2 separate regions of the Homo sapiens genome follow, and region 1 is linked to region 2. A link is an interaction called in ENCODE POLR2A ChIA-PET data of the cell type or tissue named here. Cell type or tissue: GM12878. All regions are shown on one strand. Links, peaks and the distances in the headings refer to the core of each region. The heading gives the core; the rest is flanking DNA. Region 1 has its middle 29 kb from the start of HOXB1. Region 2 overlaps CALCOCO2 (calcium binding and coiled-coil domain 2).

Evidence for each region. Peaks named below come from ENCODE experiments on the same cell type or tissue, not always from the same donor. Only the 100,000 strongest peaks of a DNase experiment are listed, where the experiment ranks them.
Region 1: POLR2A ChIA-PET joins it to region 2 with 5 read pairs; 2 of 35 experiments call an interaction of 5 or more read pairs at or near these places.

Annotation. Positions count from the first base shown.
Region 1 is chr17:48,497,198-48,506,314 of GRCh38, reverse strand. No RefSeq gene overlaps it. Among named protein-coding and RNA genes, the nearest start is that of HOXB1, 29 kb to the left of the region's middle. In GM12878, for the core only: a CTCF peak has its summit at 5,014; a DNase peak (open chromatin) is centred at 294.
Region 2 is chr17:48,834,530-48,842,529 of GRCh38, reverse strand. CALCOCO2 (calcium binding and coiled-coil domain 2) reads right to left here. Exons shown (of 13, transcript NM_005831.5): 2 at 643-832. The coding sequence starts at 822. Among named protein-coding and RNA genes, the nearest start is that of CALCOCO2, 7.5 kb to the right of the region's middle. RefSeq lists an enhancer at 701-890. In GM12878, for the core only: no CTCF peak of the experiment used is centred there; DNase peaks (open chromatin) are centred at 969, 4,799 and 7,384; H3K4me3 peaks cover 4,435 bases; H3K27ac peaks cover 4,663 bases.

The sequences.
Region 1 (9,117 bases), core at 1-8,000, 340 kb after region 2:
ATTCACCTATAGTCTCCTCTTGCAGCTTTAAATTCTGTATCTGAGACTTACCTCCAAATTCTTTTTGAAAGGGTGATTTGGCTTGTGTTCACAACAGCTGCTTTTTCAAAATATAATTTTCAGGTCTTGCCCACTGGCTCTGCAGTTCTCACTCTGAACCTTCACGGAGATATAGGACTGGAGACTTTTGACATGATTTGACATTTTCCAGGCCTTGACATTGAACAAGGACATGTGGTATGAGAAGTGACTCTCCTGGACCAACAGGATGTGCATACTAGGTTGGAGCAGGATGAGTCATCCATTCTGTCTGGCCCAGTTGCCTTAGTGACCACATTTGCAATGTGACAAGAGAAGCTCAATGGTGCAACCTAAAATTGAAGAGTTGGGTTTTCTCTTTTTTTTTTGGCATGACCTAATACTTAACAATAACCTCAATAAATGTTTGTTGAGCCACACCTGGTGCTGTACACAGTGGCAGGTGTTTACATAGTGCTTCCTTTTTGAGCCTCTTTCACAGACATCTCACTGCCTGTACACTTTTTGTATGTGTAGCCAGTGTTATCAATTTTATTTTACAGATGAAAGATCTTCATTTTACTGAGGATCAAAAGAATTAAGTGACCTGCCCAAGGTCATACATTTAATCAAAGGTGAAACACATTTTCAGACTCTAAATCCCGAATTCCCTCTCCTATAAGAAAATACCTACCCTTGTGACCAAAATAACTAGATTAAAATGGACTAGATCCATCTAGAGCAGTTTGCATGATATAAAAGTGGCCTTGATTGATAATTGTTGAAGCTGGGTGTTGTTGGGTATATGGAAGTTCATTATATTCTTTTATTTATGTATATGTTTGAATTTTTCTGTAATAAACTTTTTTCAAAAAAGAATAAATCTGTTTTCTGTGCTGAAATCTGCCCCTTTGAAACTTTCTTCCATAAATCCTGTCTCCAAGTTTTATTTTAATGGTTGAGTCTCATTACTGACAATGATGGCCATTAACTGAGAGTTTAGTGTATCAGGTGCTCTGATAAGTGCTTTCTTCACATGTCTTAGTGTTTAACCCTCACAACCAGCCTGTGACTTAGGTACTAGTATCCTTGTTCTACAGATAAGGAAACTGAAGCTCAGAGGGGTCACATAACATGCCCAAGATCACACCCTTAGTAAATATCAGAGCTGAGACTTGAACTCAGGTGTGTCCAGTCCCAAAGCATCCTCCGCCCCTTTTTTTTTTTTGTGAGACAGAGTCTTGCTCTGTCACCCAGACTGGAGTGTAGTGGTGTGATCTTGGCTCACTGCAACCTCTGCCTCCTGGGTTCACGTGATTCTCATGTCTCAGCCTCCCAAGTAGCTGGGATTATAGGCATGTGTCACCATGCCTGGATAATTTTTGTATTTTGGGTAGAGACGGGGTTTTGCCATATTGGCCAGGTTTGTCTCGAACTGCTGGCCTCAAGTGATCCACCCCCTCTTGGCCTCCCAAAGTGCTGGGATTACAGGTGTGAGCCACCGTGCCCAACCCAAAGTCTCATCTTTAACTATTTCCACTGCTTCACTTCCTTACAACCAGAGGGGAACATCTTTCTCTTGGAGGCAATACTGTTTGAAATGTGCTTTCATTTGCCTATCTTACAAGAAACTTGAAACACGGAATTGGAGACATTTTCATCCCCCCTGCTGGAAAAATAAGAATTGTAAACAGAATAGCTCTTTCATTCAGCCAGGCTTGTCTGTCCCCAGCTCCCTGAGGGGATTCAAGCACTTAACTTTGTTTTGTAATCTCAGGTTGAGGAACCTGGCATCCATCTACCACCTGAGCACAGGGGTCATGGTAATTTTTTCAGCTCCTGCAAGCGAAACCTCTGTCAAAGGAGTAGGGGAGGCAGGTGGAGTGGGGTGGGGAGAAGAGAACTACCTTTGAAAGGGATTTAGGTTCCATTTCTCTTCATGGATTTATAGAGCACTAACTTTTGGTGGGCAACCTCTTTGCCCTTAATTGGCCCTAACCTGGCCAAGGTGAAAGGACACCAAAAATTTGAGGTGGGAGCTAGGATGCCCCCACCTTAAGTCCTGCATGATTGCAGCCAAGCCCAGCACTGGCTAGGTCTCTCCCTTCTGTAGCAGCAGCCTTCTCAAACTAGTGGGAAGAGCTTTGGGCTGTTATCTGATGCAGTATCAAATATTTAGCTGGAGAACTTTCAGAGTGCTTCAGGGACGCAGGGAACTGTTTAGATATCAGATTCTCTCCTGCCAGGTCAGGCAAACCCCCTGGTGACGAATGGCTGTGTTTCCTCAAGCATCCTTCCCAGCAGTGAGCTATCTTGTGCGCCCTTTAACTCTCTGTCCAGCTGAGAGGCCCCAGGCCTGCAGAAGCTGTTCTTCTAATCCTCATCTCAGGCTCAAGCTGCTGCAGTGGGCGATGGAAGATTGTTTACAGAAGATGAAGGCTCACTGCCTCGCACCTGGTTTCTGTCTGGCCCACACTGATGGGGATGAAGGATACTTCATTTATCTCAGCCTCTCTTCTCAGGCAGCTCCTGCTGTCATGGCAAGCTTGGGCCAGTGTTTCATTCCCTGATAAGCAGCTTTCTAAAGAGCCGGGGAGAGCCACTTACGGGCTTTACATACCTCTCTTGAGCCCCCATCCCAGTTACCAGGGGCAGCAGGGCTGGATGGGGTGAGGGCTGCTGAGGTTTTATATCAAGGGGTCAAGTGAGACTTGCTTTCCAGCTATCTGGTGTGCAGGGTGTTTCGCTCTTTCTCTATTTACAGATTTTGGAAACAGGTAGTCAAATAATTCATCTGTCCTTCTTGCCTTTGGAGAATTAAGAGAGAAGGGGTGTCTGCTTGGCAGAGGGCATCAGAGACAAACCTTGTTTTATGATGGAGGGGGACGGATAGACGAAGAGAAAGGCCCACTGGGACAGAAGTAGCATTCTAGAAGGATGCACTTGGAAGTGGAGAGTGAGGAAGCCCCCTCCCTAAAAGCCTCTAAAGATAAAGTTAATGATAACAACATTTATGGGGTGCTTACCATGCACCCAAGCCCTGTGCTAAGAACTTGATCTCATTTAATCCCAAGAAATAAATACTCTTATTATATCCATTTAACAGATGAGGAAATAGAGGCTTAGAGGGATTAAGTATACAGCTTGTAAGATGACAAGCTGAAATGTAAACGTGGAATAGCCTGGCTCCAGGGCCCCAAACCCTTAACAACTGTGCTCTAGTAGAGAGACATACCATGGGCAGCTGAGTCTGAGGGTACAGAGTTCTGTGGACTCCGGTTTGAGTTTAGAGTTGCTCAGCGGACCGAGTGTCAAACTGTCCCTAGCCCTTTCCTTATGCAGTCTCACAACATCAAATCCTGCTACTTACAGAGGTCCAGGATCCTGACACATCCACTCCTCCCCTTTCTACCCCTTGAGAGGCAAGCAGTTATGAACTTGAGGCAAGGAACAATTGCCCTCTGAGGGAGGCTTCTTCAGTTTCTTCTAAAATTTCCTTGTTGAGTTAGCAACAATAAATGTTTTCCACATGTCCAGCCACGCTGGGCATGGTGGCTCATGCCTGTAATCCCAGCACTTTGGGAGGCCAAGGTGAGAGGATTGCTTGAGCCCAGGAGTTCTAGACCAGCCTGGGCAACATAGTGAGATCTCGTTTCTACAAAATAAACAAACAAAACCCAAACACTTCCAGCCAAGAAACTCAAAAAGTGGCACAGCGACCCCCTTCACAGTCTTACTCTTCCTAGGTCTTTGCCAGTGCAGGCTTTGAGCCCAGCCACCTTCTGGCCAAACTGTTCACTCTCCCTCAGCCACAAGTCTACCCTCCAATGTAGGCATGCACTGTGGCTGGTTTCTCTCCTGGGGGAAAAGAGGGCTGTGGGGGCTTACAGACCAGTGTGAGATCTCTACCTGCTTTTGCTTGATGACATCCTGGGTGCTTGAACCTGGAGTGAGGCAGCAACTCTAAGGGGTCATGGATCAAGCAGATAGCAAAGGGTAAGTGTGAATTGGACCCTCAGAGAAGCTGAATTTGGAGATGGGCTTTGAGGGTTTGGGGCTGACAGCTTTTGGAGTTTTGAAGAGGCAGATTTCCATTAAAAAAACATTTCTCCTTTACTTGGCTAAATCCACTTGCTGTCTCCCACCTTCCTGGGAAAAGTCAATAACCCTTTGGAAATGAATTCCAATAGTAGATATGGTGGTGGTACTCTTCCAATAGAGTAGGAAGTTGATCATCTCTGTTATTGGAGTCTACTCCAAATAGTTGAATGATGCACTGATGCTCTAGGAAGGTGCCACCTCCCTCCTGAGACAGGTGTCTTAAGTTGTTTGGATAAGTCACTGACCTGTCCTGAACTGAAGGAATACTGAGCCTGGCCAGAGAATGGATCTTTCCCCTGTTCACAGGCTGGGCCTTTAAGCCCAGGCAGACACACCTGTTGTGCTGATGATCTTGGAGAACCAGGCAAGAGAGCATGGATGGCACAGTGTGATACATCCTGACCATCTGACTATCCTGCGGAGCGGTCTGGAACATCTTCATTTTTAAAGCTGGTTGTGATCATGAGAACGGCATGAAGAAGGACTGAAGACCTCACTTCAGGGCCCAGGAAGGACTGGTCCAGGACTCAGGAGGTGTGTGTTGTATTCTTGACGCTTTCACTGAGTTGCTGTGGGATATTAAGAAAGTCTTACCATCCCTGGGCCTCCCCTTCTGGAATACAGAAGTTCATCCCATTCCCCATCGTGAGAATGTGACATGGACAAGGACAAATGGCATCACTTAAAATACATGTCACCTACATTCAAGGCAAGGCGGCTTTGATAAAGGTAAGTCCATGTCTCTTCTCTCCACCTCCTCCACTGAGCTCTAGGCTGCTTCTTTCTGGGAGCAGTCAAATCAGTTCAGAGGACCTCACTGTCTGCAGGGCAGAAAGCATTGACAGGAGGGCTTCTAGCTTCTTTCCTACAATTGCAGCTCCTATCTGACCCCTTGAGGACAGATAGTTGGAGACAAGGGGAGATTGAGGTTGGGGGAGAGAGAGGACGCTCTGTTTTACACCCTTCCAACCTGACGCCACCAGGGCTGGGATGGTGACAGGCCCTGGACTCAGCGTTCAGAGCAGCTGACTCCGTGGACAAGAAGCAGATAAACTGCACCAGGTCTCTTAATGAACCCAGCGCCAGCTTCAGATAAACTGTCGCCACTTACTCCTCCCCGCCCTCCTTCAGGAAAGACTCCGCTTTGCATCAGCTATGGGCTTGGAGCAGAAGCTGAGATCTCAGTGCTGGCTGCTCTCCAGGGAAGTTCTGGAGGGAGCAGAGACTTCAGGGAACTCTGATGAGAACCTTGATTCCTCTTAACTCCAGCTGAACCCAAGTCTCCAGGACCAATGACAAGCAGAAAACTCACAACTGTCTGAAAAACACAGGTAAAAACCACTAGGGCATGTTAACTTAAAAAAAAACTATGTGTTTTATTTACTTTCTTGCTTTTTACTACTTTTCTTCACTTCATATTGCCTTTGACTCACACATTCTTTCCATCCACACGAGCGGTATGTACATTACAAGCAGGCAAATTCTACTTAGCAAAGTGGAGAGCCCCATCCCAGATCAGCAGGACAATGGCAAAGATAAGACCAAAATCTGAGAATCCTGCCTCCCATCCAGGGATGTTGCATTATAGTATTTCCCCCTCCCGTTTATCTCAATAATTGCCTTAATTATATGTTTTGTCTTGGCCCTTGGAGGCCTGGCCATGCAGGCTCTAAGGAATGGATCATCTCTTTGCAGGCGACTGGGACAAACAGATTTAAGCTCATTTCTTCTAGGTTGTACATTGTTAGGATAATCCCATGAGTTCATAAGAGTTATACAAATGTTAACTAATTAATATTCCTATGGGTGTGAGTAAGTCGTCATTTGTATTCGGGAAGTGAAGAAACCTGTTCTGAAGGCATTTGGGAAAGAGGAAGATGTTTCAGTGCCCAGAAGCAGGTTGAAGTGACCTCAAAATTGTCTTCAAACACTTGGAGAAGGCCCAGGGCAGGGGAGGATTTGCAGTCTCCACCCTCAAGCATATCTGTTCTAACAGTTTTAAGATTCCAAGGGAATGTGGCAGGAGACAGTTACAGTGGGATGGATATGATCTGGCAGGATCAAAGCCTGTCTGATCTTTATCTCAATGTTTTACATCCAGGGTAAATGTTTTTAACTGAAAGAGATAGGAAAAATTTTTGACCTAGCTGCTGTGTTTGGATAGATTGGTATTATTCTCTAATGGTTTCACCTAAATAAGCAAATACCATGACATAAATTTCTTCTGTTGACCACACTGGCTGTTTAACACAGCTCTAGTGACTTCATGGGGCTGAATGAGTTTTCGATGTTTACTTAGCTGGTGGGCCTAATCAGTGTCATCATCTTTTTCATATGACCAGTGAACAGTCCATAGCTTGCTACTCAAAGCGTGATCCACAGGCCATCCTTAGCAGCATCTCCTGGGAGCTTGTTAGGCCTGCACGCTGGGCTTGGTGGCTCATGCCTGTAATCCCATCACTTTGGGAGGCTGAGCGGGGAGGATCACTTGAGCCCAGGAATTCAAGACCAGCCTTGGCAACATAGCAAGACCTCATCTCTACAAATAATAATTTAAAAATATTAGCTGGATGTGGTGGCACAGGCCTGTAGTCCTAGCTACTCTGGAGGTTGAGGCAGGAAGATTGCTTGAGCCTAGGATGTCGAGACTGCGATGAACTGTGATCGCACCACTACACTCCAGCCTGGGCAACATAATGAGACTTCATCTCAAAAAAACAAACAAACAAAAAAGAAGTGCAGAATCTCAGATCCACCCAGACTTACTGACTCACAGTCTGCAATTTAACAACATCCCCTGATGATTCATATGTACATTAAATTTGGGAATCACTGGTCCATATTACATTATCTCACTTGATTCTTCTACCTATGAGGTAGACAGGGCACTTTTTTTTTTTTTTTTAGGTGGAGTCTTGTTCTGTTGCCCAGGCTGGAGTGCAGTGGCATGATCTTGGCTCACTGCAACCTCTACCCACCCAGGTTCAAGCAATTCTCCTGCCTCAGCCTCCCAAGTAGCTGAGATTACAGGTGCCTGCCACCATGCCTGGCTAATTTTTGTATTCTTAGTGGAGACAGGGTTTTACCATGTTGGCCAGGCTGTTCTCACACTCCTGACCTCAAGTGATCCGGACAGGGCAAGTATTTTTATTTCGAATTCATATAATTGGAAACCAAGGCTCGGAGGTCAGGCGACTTGCCCATGCTCACACAACTAAACGGAGAGGTTGGAATCTGAGCCTAGCTCTTTTGACTCCAGATGCCAAGCTCTGCCTACTATGCCATTATTCAGAAGTGGAGACAAAGTAGCTGACTTGATGCAAATGTGTTATCCTGAGACATGACCTCTTTGTGCTGCTGATTGTGTTTCTCACCTGAAGTAGTGTTAAGAAGCTTTCTGAAAGAGGATAAGCTATAATGATGAATTCAGTTCTCCCTTCAGTCCTTTTTTTTCCCCCAGCCACCTAACAGCATCTCTAACCCTGGCCAAATACTACACAAGCACGGGCTGTTAGCAATAATTGCCAGCACCTGTCACAGTGCCTGGCATTTAGTAGGCACTCAACACATGTTTGTTGAGCCAAATAGAATTACCTAGCATTAGCAAAAGCTCTCAGTCTGATTACCAAGGCACACTGGTAAAGAAGCGTTCTGGGTCTTCGTGACTTCTCTCTCTAGTCCTGCAGAAACATTGAAATTACAGGTCCTCCAGACAAGAATTAGTGACACCATCTTTTTAACTCGAAGGACAGATTTTCAAAACAAATTCTATTGTCTCTGTCTCTCTGTGTCCTGAGCAGGGCTCAAGCCAACAGCTGCAAAAGCCTGAAGTTGATGAGTGTGGAATTTACATGCTTACACTGGAAAACAGGCTCTGCTGCATTTTCTTTGACTGGAAGCAGGAAGTGTGGGAAAAGTCAAGCGCATTGACTGAATCCAGTTTGGAGCCAGGGGTCAGCAGAAGGAGATTGTTGGGTGGCAGTAACTGTGGACTGCCTGTTAACATCCGCTAATGTTTGGGGTTCTCTCTGAGATTTTTGATGGGAAAAACCTGAAGTTAACCAGGCAGGGGATCTCAGTGCATCAAACGGACACAGGGCTGAATGGGAAATGCCTAGTTTTCTTTGCTCCCTTCCCCAAGAGGGCAGAAATGAAGGAAAGTTCTGAGGAGAGTTGAATTATTATGCTGCAAGAAGTTTTCTGAAGATCTGCGTTATGAAGATGGATCCCATTAGTAAATTTGACAGCTATTCCACTCCTCCTTGCATTTTAGCATCTCAAGCCAAAATATAAATGAAAGGAATACACTATATCTCAAAGGAAGCTATCAATCCTTACCCTCCCTGAGTGGGCACAATTTGGGGGTTCTTCTACTTAGGTTGGGCTGGTTTTGCTGCTTTACCCACATACTCTCATCCAACACTCTTTGTGTCTGGTGAAGTCTGTGAGCCATCAGACAGAGAAGTCTATAATTTTATCTTCCTTTGTGCGCATCAGACCCTACGCTGCAGAGTGAGGGAAGCCTATGTGCAACAAGACACAATGTGGCCTTTGATCATATGAAGATTGGAGAGGCTTGGTTCATCCTTGCCCAGCTTCTTTGGAAATCAGCACAATGACATTTTCCCTTCTATATAGTGATCTGGGTAGGCAGGGATAATACAATATAATATAGTATAGTATAATATAGTATAATATAAATGACTTTTTTCCTTCTATATAATGATCTGGGCAGGCAGGGATTCAAGTCTTCTGATATGGGTGGGAGAAAGCCCTCCCTTTGTCCTTACCCTGCTCAACTTGTTTTGGCCAGGAAATCTAGCCTTGGGATTTTCTAAGAGTTAGATCAGAAAGGAAGAGAGTACTAGGCTGGGAGTAGTGGCTTACGTCTGAGACATACTAGGCAGGAAGTGGTGGCTTATGCCTGTAATCCAAGCACTTTGGGAAGCTGAGACGGGAGGATCACTTGAGCCCAGGAGTTTGAGACCAACCTGGGTA
Region 2 (8,000 bases), core at 1-8,000:
TCTGAGAGACAGAGCAAGACTCTATCTCAACAACAAGAAGCAAGTATTTATATTTGGTTTTTGACAGCATAATAAGGACAGGCGTGGTGGGTCACGCCTGTAATTCCAGCACTTTGGGAGGCTGAGGCAGGCAGATCACCTGAGATCAGGAGTTTGAGACCAGCCTGGCCAACATGGTGAAACCTCGTCTTTACTAAAAATACAAAAATTAGCCAGATGTGGTGGCAGCTACCTGTAATCTCAGCTACTCGGGATGCTGAGGCAGGAGAACTGCTTGAACCCGGGAGGTGGAGGTAGCAGTGAGACAAATCGTGCCATTGCACTCCAGCCTAGGTGACAGAGCAAGACTCTATTTCAAAAAAAAAAAAAAAAAAAGAAAAGAAAAAAGCAAAAAAAAAAGCATAACAAAATTTGAGGATTATATGATTTGCCATCTTATTTTAGCTTGACACTGAAATGAAAATTTGAGTCCCACAGCACACATTAATGTGTGAAGAGAGAAGTGCTGTGGAGCTTGGCTAGAATTTAAAAACTGCCAACACATATTATACAAAATGCTTATAATACACAGAGAGTCACACAGTTAGGTAACTAAGAATCACCTCTAGTTCCTGATCACTTGGTACTGAATTAACCACTTACTCTAAAGATGCCAATCCAATCCTTTCGACGAGGGATGAAATGCTGGGTGAAGGTATAATGACATGTGACGTCCCCTCCAGGGATGTAGAACTTCTCCACACTGTTAAAGATGACCTGAGAGAAATGACAGTGATCCAGCAAGACAGCTGATGTGGGGGGATCTTTGATGGTCTCCTCCATGGTAGGGGTCCTGTTATGAAATGTGGAACAGAGTAAGGCTCAGAAAGCATTGTCTGAAATGTTGGTGATTTCTGGGCTTTCATCCAGGGAACATTCTGTGCAAAGCAAGTCAGGAAAAGCAAAATCCTGACAAATACTGAGATTACACAACTTGCTTTCTGTTTCACTTCGAGCCATCTCAGTCACAACTTCCTATGCTACGAGAATTTTCTGACAATATCTTTAACTTCTTCACCACAGGCACCACAACCCTCACATGAACAGAGGCTTATAGCTACTTTAGTTCCCCTTTCTCTAAATGACTTAAATAAGCAAGGCAGCCTAGATAAAATAGCCTGAGCTGGGAACTGTTAAATTCTAGATTTTTCATCCCAACAAGCCCTATGACTTTAGGAAAGTCCATCTCTCTGGATTTCATCTTCTATATTCAATCCCATTTATCCTATAATTATCAGGACCTTCCATACATAAGATACTCTGCTAGGACCTGGGGATGGGAATGAGAGAAAATTATTTGACATGCAGTAGTGACAAGCATGGGTTCTAAATTAGAATGGTGGCGTTCAAATTCCAGCTTCACCACCTATTAAATTTGTGGCATTGGGCAATTTATATAATCTGCTGGCTCTGTGCCTGTTTCCTTATCTGTAAATTGGGGCTAAAAATAACATCTACCCCATTTAGTTTTTTGTGAGGCATAAGTGAAATAATGTAAGATGTCCAGCCCTTAAATCAGTGTCTGCCATTGTAGGCACTTCACACAAAGTTGATGCATGTTGAATGACAAAGTACTTAGCACAGAGTCTGCATAAAGGGTTTAAGAGACGTTAGTTATAGTTAGTTATATAGTTATTACTGTTGTAGTTGTGGGTTTTTTTTTCCTGGTACAACCTTAAAAAGGGTCCCAATCCAATAGAGAGGATAGAGGAGTATACAAATGACTGCCAAATGAATCGAATAAGAAGTGCAAAATGCTCTCGGGTTCAAAACAGGGAGAGATGCAACTGGTTAGGAAAATAAAGAAAACTTCAAGGAATGAGAAGAATCTTAGATTAGCCCTCAAAGAGGATTAGGATTTCGACAAGTGAGTTTTTGAGTGAGGGCATTCTAGGTGAAGGAAACAGCATGAGTAACAACAAAGAAACAGAAAAATGCAACCCACATTTGGAAGACAGCAAACAAGTTTGGATCCCTAGCTATAAATGGGGATAATACACTGTGTTTCACCTTTCTAGGTTATAGTACAGATAAAATGTGATCAAGAATAGGAAAGTTGTGGCTGGGCACAGTGGCTCACACCTGTAATCCCAGCACTTTGGAAGGCAGAGGCGGGTGGATCTTTTGAGTCCAGGAGTTCATGACCAACCTGGGCAACATGGCAAAACCCCATCTCTACAGAAAACTACAAAAATTAGCTGGGCGTGGTGGTGCTCACCTGCAGTCCCAGCTACTCGGGAAGCTGAGATGGGAAGATGGCTTGAGCCTGGGAGGTCTAGGCTGCAGCGAGCCAAGATTGTGCCACTGCACCCCAGCCTGGGCAACAGAGCAAGCCCCTGCCTCAAAACAATAACAATGACAACAACAACAACAACGAAATAGGAAACTAGGGTAGTGCATGCCTGTAGTCCTAGCTGTTCAGGAGGCTGAGGTGAGAGGATTGCTTGAGCCAGGAGTTCAAGTCCAGCCTGGGCAATATAGTGAGACTGTCTCTATTAAAACAAACAAGCAAAAAAAGCCAGGCATGGTGGCTCACACCTGTAATCCCAGCACTTTGGGAAGCTGAGGCAGGTGGATCACCTGAGGTTAGGAATTCGAGACCAGCTTGACCAAGATGGAGAAACCCCATCTTTACTAAAAATACAAAATTAGCTGGGCGTGGTGGCACATGCCTGCAATCCCAGCTACTTGGGAGGCTGAGGCAGGAAAATTGCTTGAACCTGGGAGCGGAGGTCTCAGTGAGCCAAGATCATGCCACTGCACTCTAGCCTGGGCAAGAAGAGTGAAACTCCGTTTAAAAAAAAAAAAAAAAAAAAAAAAGCAAAGCAAAGCAAAGAAAAAAGGCCGGGCACTGTGGCTTACACCTGTAATCTCAACACTTTGGGAGGCTGAGGCAGGTGGATCACCTGAGGTCAGGAGTTCGAGACCAATCTGGCCAACATTGTGAAACCCTGTCTCTACTAAAAATACGAAAATTACCCGGGCACGATGGCAGGCACCTGTAATCCCAGCTACTCAGGAGGCTGAGGCAGGAGAACCGCTTGAACCCAGGAGGCAGAGGTTGCAGTGAGCCAAGATCATGCCACTGCACTCCAGCCTGGGGGACAGAGTGAGACTGTCAAAAAAAAAAAAAAAAAGAGAAACCATTTTGGAGTCAAAAACAGTACATAAAGGAAACAAAGTGGGCCGGGCACAGTGGCTCATGCCTGTAATCCCAGCACTTTGGGAGGCAGAGGTGGGTGGATCATGATGTCAGGAGATTGAGACCATCCTGGCTAACATGGTGAAACCCCGTCTCTACTAAAAACACAAAAAATTAGCCGGGCGTGGTGGCGGGTGCCTGTAGTCCCAGCTACTCAGGAGGCTGAGGCAGGAGAATGGCAGGAACCCGGGAGGCCGAGTTTGCAGTGAGCCAAGATTGCCAGATTGCGCCACTGCACTCCAGCCTGGGACACAGAGTGAGACTCCGTCTCAAAAAAAAAAAAGAAACAAAGTGATTTTAATTGTTGACACCTAATACTTCCTGCCCCTTAAACAAATCACATGCACTGTTTTCTAAATGACTAGCTGGTCTAACATTTAGTGAGTCCGTAATTCTCAATTTAGGGTTTTACTAGGACATGAAAAAAATATTTCAGTTGTACACAGAAGATGAAGAAAGAGCTATACACATGCAAATACTATATAATATCTTACAAATTCAGCTATTGGTATATGCTGGAAGATTGTGTACACATACAGGCACACATGTAATTGTTATATATATATATATTTTTTAAGACAGAGTCTCGCTTTGTCCCCCAGGCTGGAGTGCAGTGGCGCGATCTCGGCTCACTGCAACCTCTGCCTCCCAGGTTCATGCCATTCTCCTGCCTCGGCCTCCCGAGTAGCTGGCACTACAGACGCCTGCCACCATGCCCGGCCAGTTTTTTGAATTTTTAGTAGACACAGGGTTTCACCGTGTTAGAAAGGATGGTCTCGATCTCCTAACCTCGTGATGAGCCCACCTCGGCCTCCCAAAGTGCTAGGATTACAGACATTAAGGGAGGAGACCACCCCTCATGTTGTCTTATGCCCAATTTCTGTCTCCAAAGAAAAAAAAAGTAAAAACTAAAAGGCAGAAATGAAATCCACAAGCAGACAGCCCGGCGCCACACCCTGGGCCTGGTAGTTAAAGATCGACCCCTGACCTAATTGGTTATGTTATCTATAGATTACAGACATTGTATAGAAAAGCACTGTGAAAATCCCTATCCTGTTTTGTGACGATCTAATTACCGACACATGCAGCCCCCAGTCATGTACCCCCTGCTTGCTCAATTGATCACGACCCTCTCACGCATACCCCCTTAGAGTTGTTAGCCCTTAAAAGGGACAGGAATTGCTCACTCGGGGAGCTCAGCTCTTGAGACAGGAGTCTTGCTGATGCCCCCGGCCTAATAAACCCCATCCTTCGTTAACTCGGTGTCTGAGGAGTTTTGTCTGTGGCTCTTCCTGCTTCAATGTAAGCCACCGCGCCCGGCTGGCACACATATAATTTTTAAAAATAAATAAGTACAATAACCAAAAAAACAAGACCTCCCAAACAACCATAATACTTATTCTAGCCCCATCCTATCTATTTACTGGTTTTACTTTGAAGTCTAAGCAACCAGGCCTGCTCTTCCAACTCCCCAGAAGTCAGTTTTTTCATAAAGAAGGCAACAGGACTTTGGAGCACTAAACTGTCTATTCTTGAAATTGAGTTAAGGAACTAAAAAATGCATTGACTTTCTGGTTTGTGACACAGTTTAGCCACATCCTCAACCTCAAACCTCAAAAGTTTTTCTTTCCATTTTTTTTTTTTAGACAGAGTTTCGCTCTGTTCCCCAGGCTGGAGTGCAGTGGCGGTATCTCAGCTCACTGCAACCTCCGCCTCTGGGGTTCAAGCAATTCTCCTGCTTCAGCCTCCTGAGTAACTGGGACTACAGGTGCACGCCACCATGCCCAGCTAATTTTTTGTATTTTTAGTACAGAGGGGGTTTCACCATGTTGGCCAGGCTGGTCTTGAACTCCTGACCTCAGGTGATCCACCCACCTCAGCCTCCCAAAGTGCTGGGATTACAGGCATGAGCCACCATGCCCGGCTCAAAAGAGTTTTTCAACGGTGGGGGAATGTTCACATTCCAGTCTAGGTCAAGATTTTTCCCTATAATAAACTGTTACCTGTGTACAATGAGGGTTTCTCTTGGATGCTATGAGAGAGTGGGCAGGGAGGTTTCTCAGCTTGCAGACCCTTTATTTCCAAGTGGTCTACCGTCATATGGAGGCCAGCATATCCCTCTGTCCTAAGCCTGGAGCACCAATTTATCTGTGCGTGTAAAATTACTTAACTTGTCCTTTGCGGATCATGAAGAACACTCAGATAAGAGTGTTCTGAGTGTTCTTCTGAGTGCTGCGTGTGGTAGCTCATGCCTGTAATCCCAGCACTGGGAGGCCAAGGCAGGCAGATCACCTGAGGTCAGGAGTTCAAGAGCAGGCTGGCTAACATGGTGAAACCCCATTTCTACTAAAAATACAAAAAATTAGCTGGGTGTGGTGGCATGCATCTGTAATTCCAGCTACTCAGAAGGCTGAGGCAGAATAGCTTGAACCTGGGAGGCGGAGGTTGCAGTGAGCTGAGATCGCACCACTGCACTCCAGCTTGGGCAATAAGAGCAAAACTCTATCTCCAAAAAAAAAAAAAAAAAAAAGAGTGACTTCCGGGACTGCCCCTCATACGCTGGCCTCCATATGTCAGTAGACCACTTGGAAATAAAGGGTCTGCAAGCTGAGAAACCTCCCTGCCCATTCTCCCATAGCATCCAAGAGAAACCCTCATTGTACACAGGTACCAAGTACCTTATCCCCATTTCTTTTCCTTCACAACACTATCACCATTGTATACATAACACAATGCCTAAGGTGTAGTAATCACTGATTAAGTATTTGTTGGATAAATGAACTAACAAGATATGCACATCATTCATCAAAAAGTAAAAAAGGAAGGGGCTTTGTAGGTAAACAATGGTAAGGGTGACTCTGGGGCTAAGAGTGTGTATGTTTTATTTTTTTAAGCCCTCTTAATTTGTTGTTGACCCTTGGAGAAACTGCTGTTTCTCAGCTTTCTCTTTTCTAAAATAGGGTGAGGAGATGATAATCTCCAAGTGCTAAGTCACTTCTTGGTATGGCTGGTTCAGCTGGCATGGCTGGTTCAAGTGGCATGGTGCCAAAAAACCAAAAGGAACAGATTTGATTTCCTTAAGAACCCATCAAATTCACACTCCATTACCTACCTTACACACACTCAAACTCTGGCAAGCTGTTGTGAAAATGGATGCTACTCTGAAAGGCAAGACCAGCTAAGGGCATGGGGTAGCTTGGTATAGTTTCTCTTTCATTACCAGAAAAACAACCAATCTGGCCGTGTGCCGTGGCTCACACCTGTAATCCCAGAACTTTGGGAGGCTGAGGTGGGTGGATCACTTGAGGTAAGGAGTTCGAGGCCAGCCTAGCCAACATGGTGAAACCCTGTCTCTACTAAAAATACAAAAAATTAGCCGGGCGTGGTGGTAGGCGCCTGTAATCCAAGCTACTCAGGAGGCTGAGGCAAGAGAATCGCTTGAACCCAGGAGGCGGAGGTTGCAGTGAGCCGAGATTATGCCATTGCACTCCAGCCTGGGCAACAAGAGCAAAAAACTCTGTCTCAAAAAAAAAGAAAAGAAAAGAAAAGAAAAGAAAAGAAAAGAAAAACAACCAATCTAAGTTAGCTCATAAGCAGAACGCTTAAGAAAGGACAGCACATATATAGACAACACGAAAGAGCTCATGTTCTGAGGCTTGAGTGTATAGTCAAAGGAAATTCTAGCTATTTTCATTCACCTGAAAACCTAATAATCTGTCTGGAAAAGTGAACAGCTTTGGTTCCTTGCTTATCAAAAATGCAAAAGACCCCATGGAGTTTCCCATTTCAGAAATCTCATCACCTTCCCAGAAGGGACTCAGAGGGCATCCAATGGCATGTGAGGTATTGAGAACTCAATCATTCTTGAAATAAGGTTAAAATTCTCCTCTGCCAAGGCTGGGGAAGGGTTTGAGGAGGCAAGTAGATGAGAACAGCAGTGGCTTCTCTTCTCTCCTTTTTACCAAGCTGTGGACACAAAGGGCCATGAGTAAACTAGAACATAACCATGCCAACCCGAACTTGGTCAGTGAGGAAGTATTCCAGCTTTTCCTGGAGGGAGGGCATCTACTGAGTTTTCAGGTCAGTAATCTTTAGTCTTCCCTTCCTCCCAGTGATAAAATTCCTGGGAGAAATGGGCTCCAACAATGGCTTGGGAAATTACCTTTCTGACAAAGTAGTCTAGAAATGAGTATTTGTGGACAGGGGAGGGAAGATATGTAAAGAGAATTATTTTTTTTGCGGGGGGGCAGGGTCTCACTCTGTCACCCAGGCTGGAGTACAGTGGCACAGCCATGGCTCACTGCAGCCTCAACCTCCCAGGCTCAAGTGACCCTCCACCTCAACCTCCCAAGTAGCTGGAACTATAGGTATGCGCCACCATGCCCACCTAATGTTTGTATTTTTGTAGGGATAGGGTCTCCCTATGTTGCCCAGGCTGGTCTTGAATTCCTGGACTCAAGCAATCCTCCCGCATTGGCCTCCCAAAGTGCTGGGATTACAGGCGTGAGTCACTACACCTGGCCCATGAAAATTAAAATGACTTAAGCATCAACTTCCCCTCCTTTAACCACCTTTCCCACTATAGAACCTGTCTACCATCCATTTCTAACTTGGCAGCAATTCATAGAGGTAAAGAAAAGAGAAGAAATATAAGAGCAAAAGTTAAATTTAGAAGCCCAGAGAACTGCTGAGTTATGAAAAATTAGTGGGACGAGCTAGGTCCCCTAGAAATTATAAAGTGGTATTTTACCTAATTCCT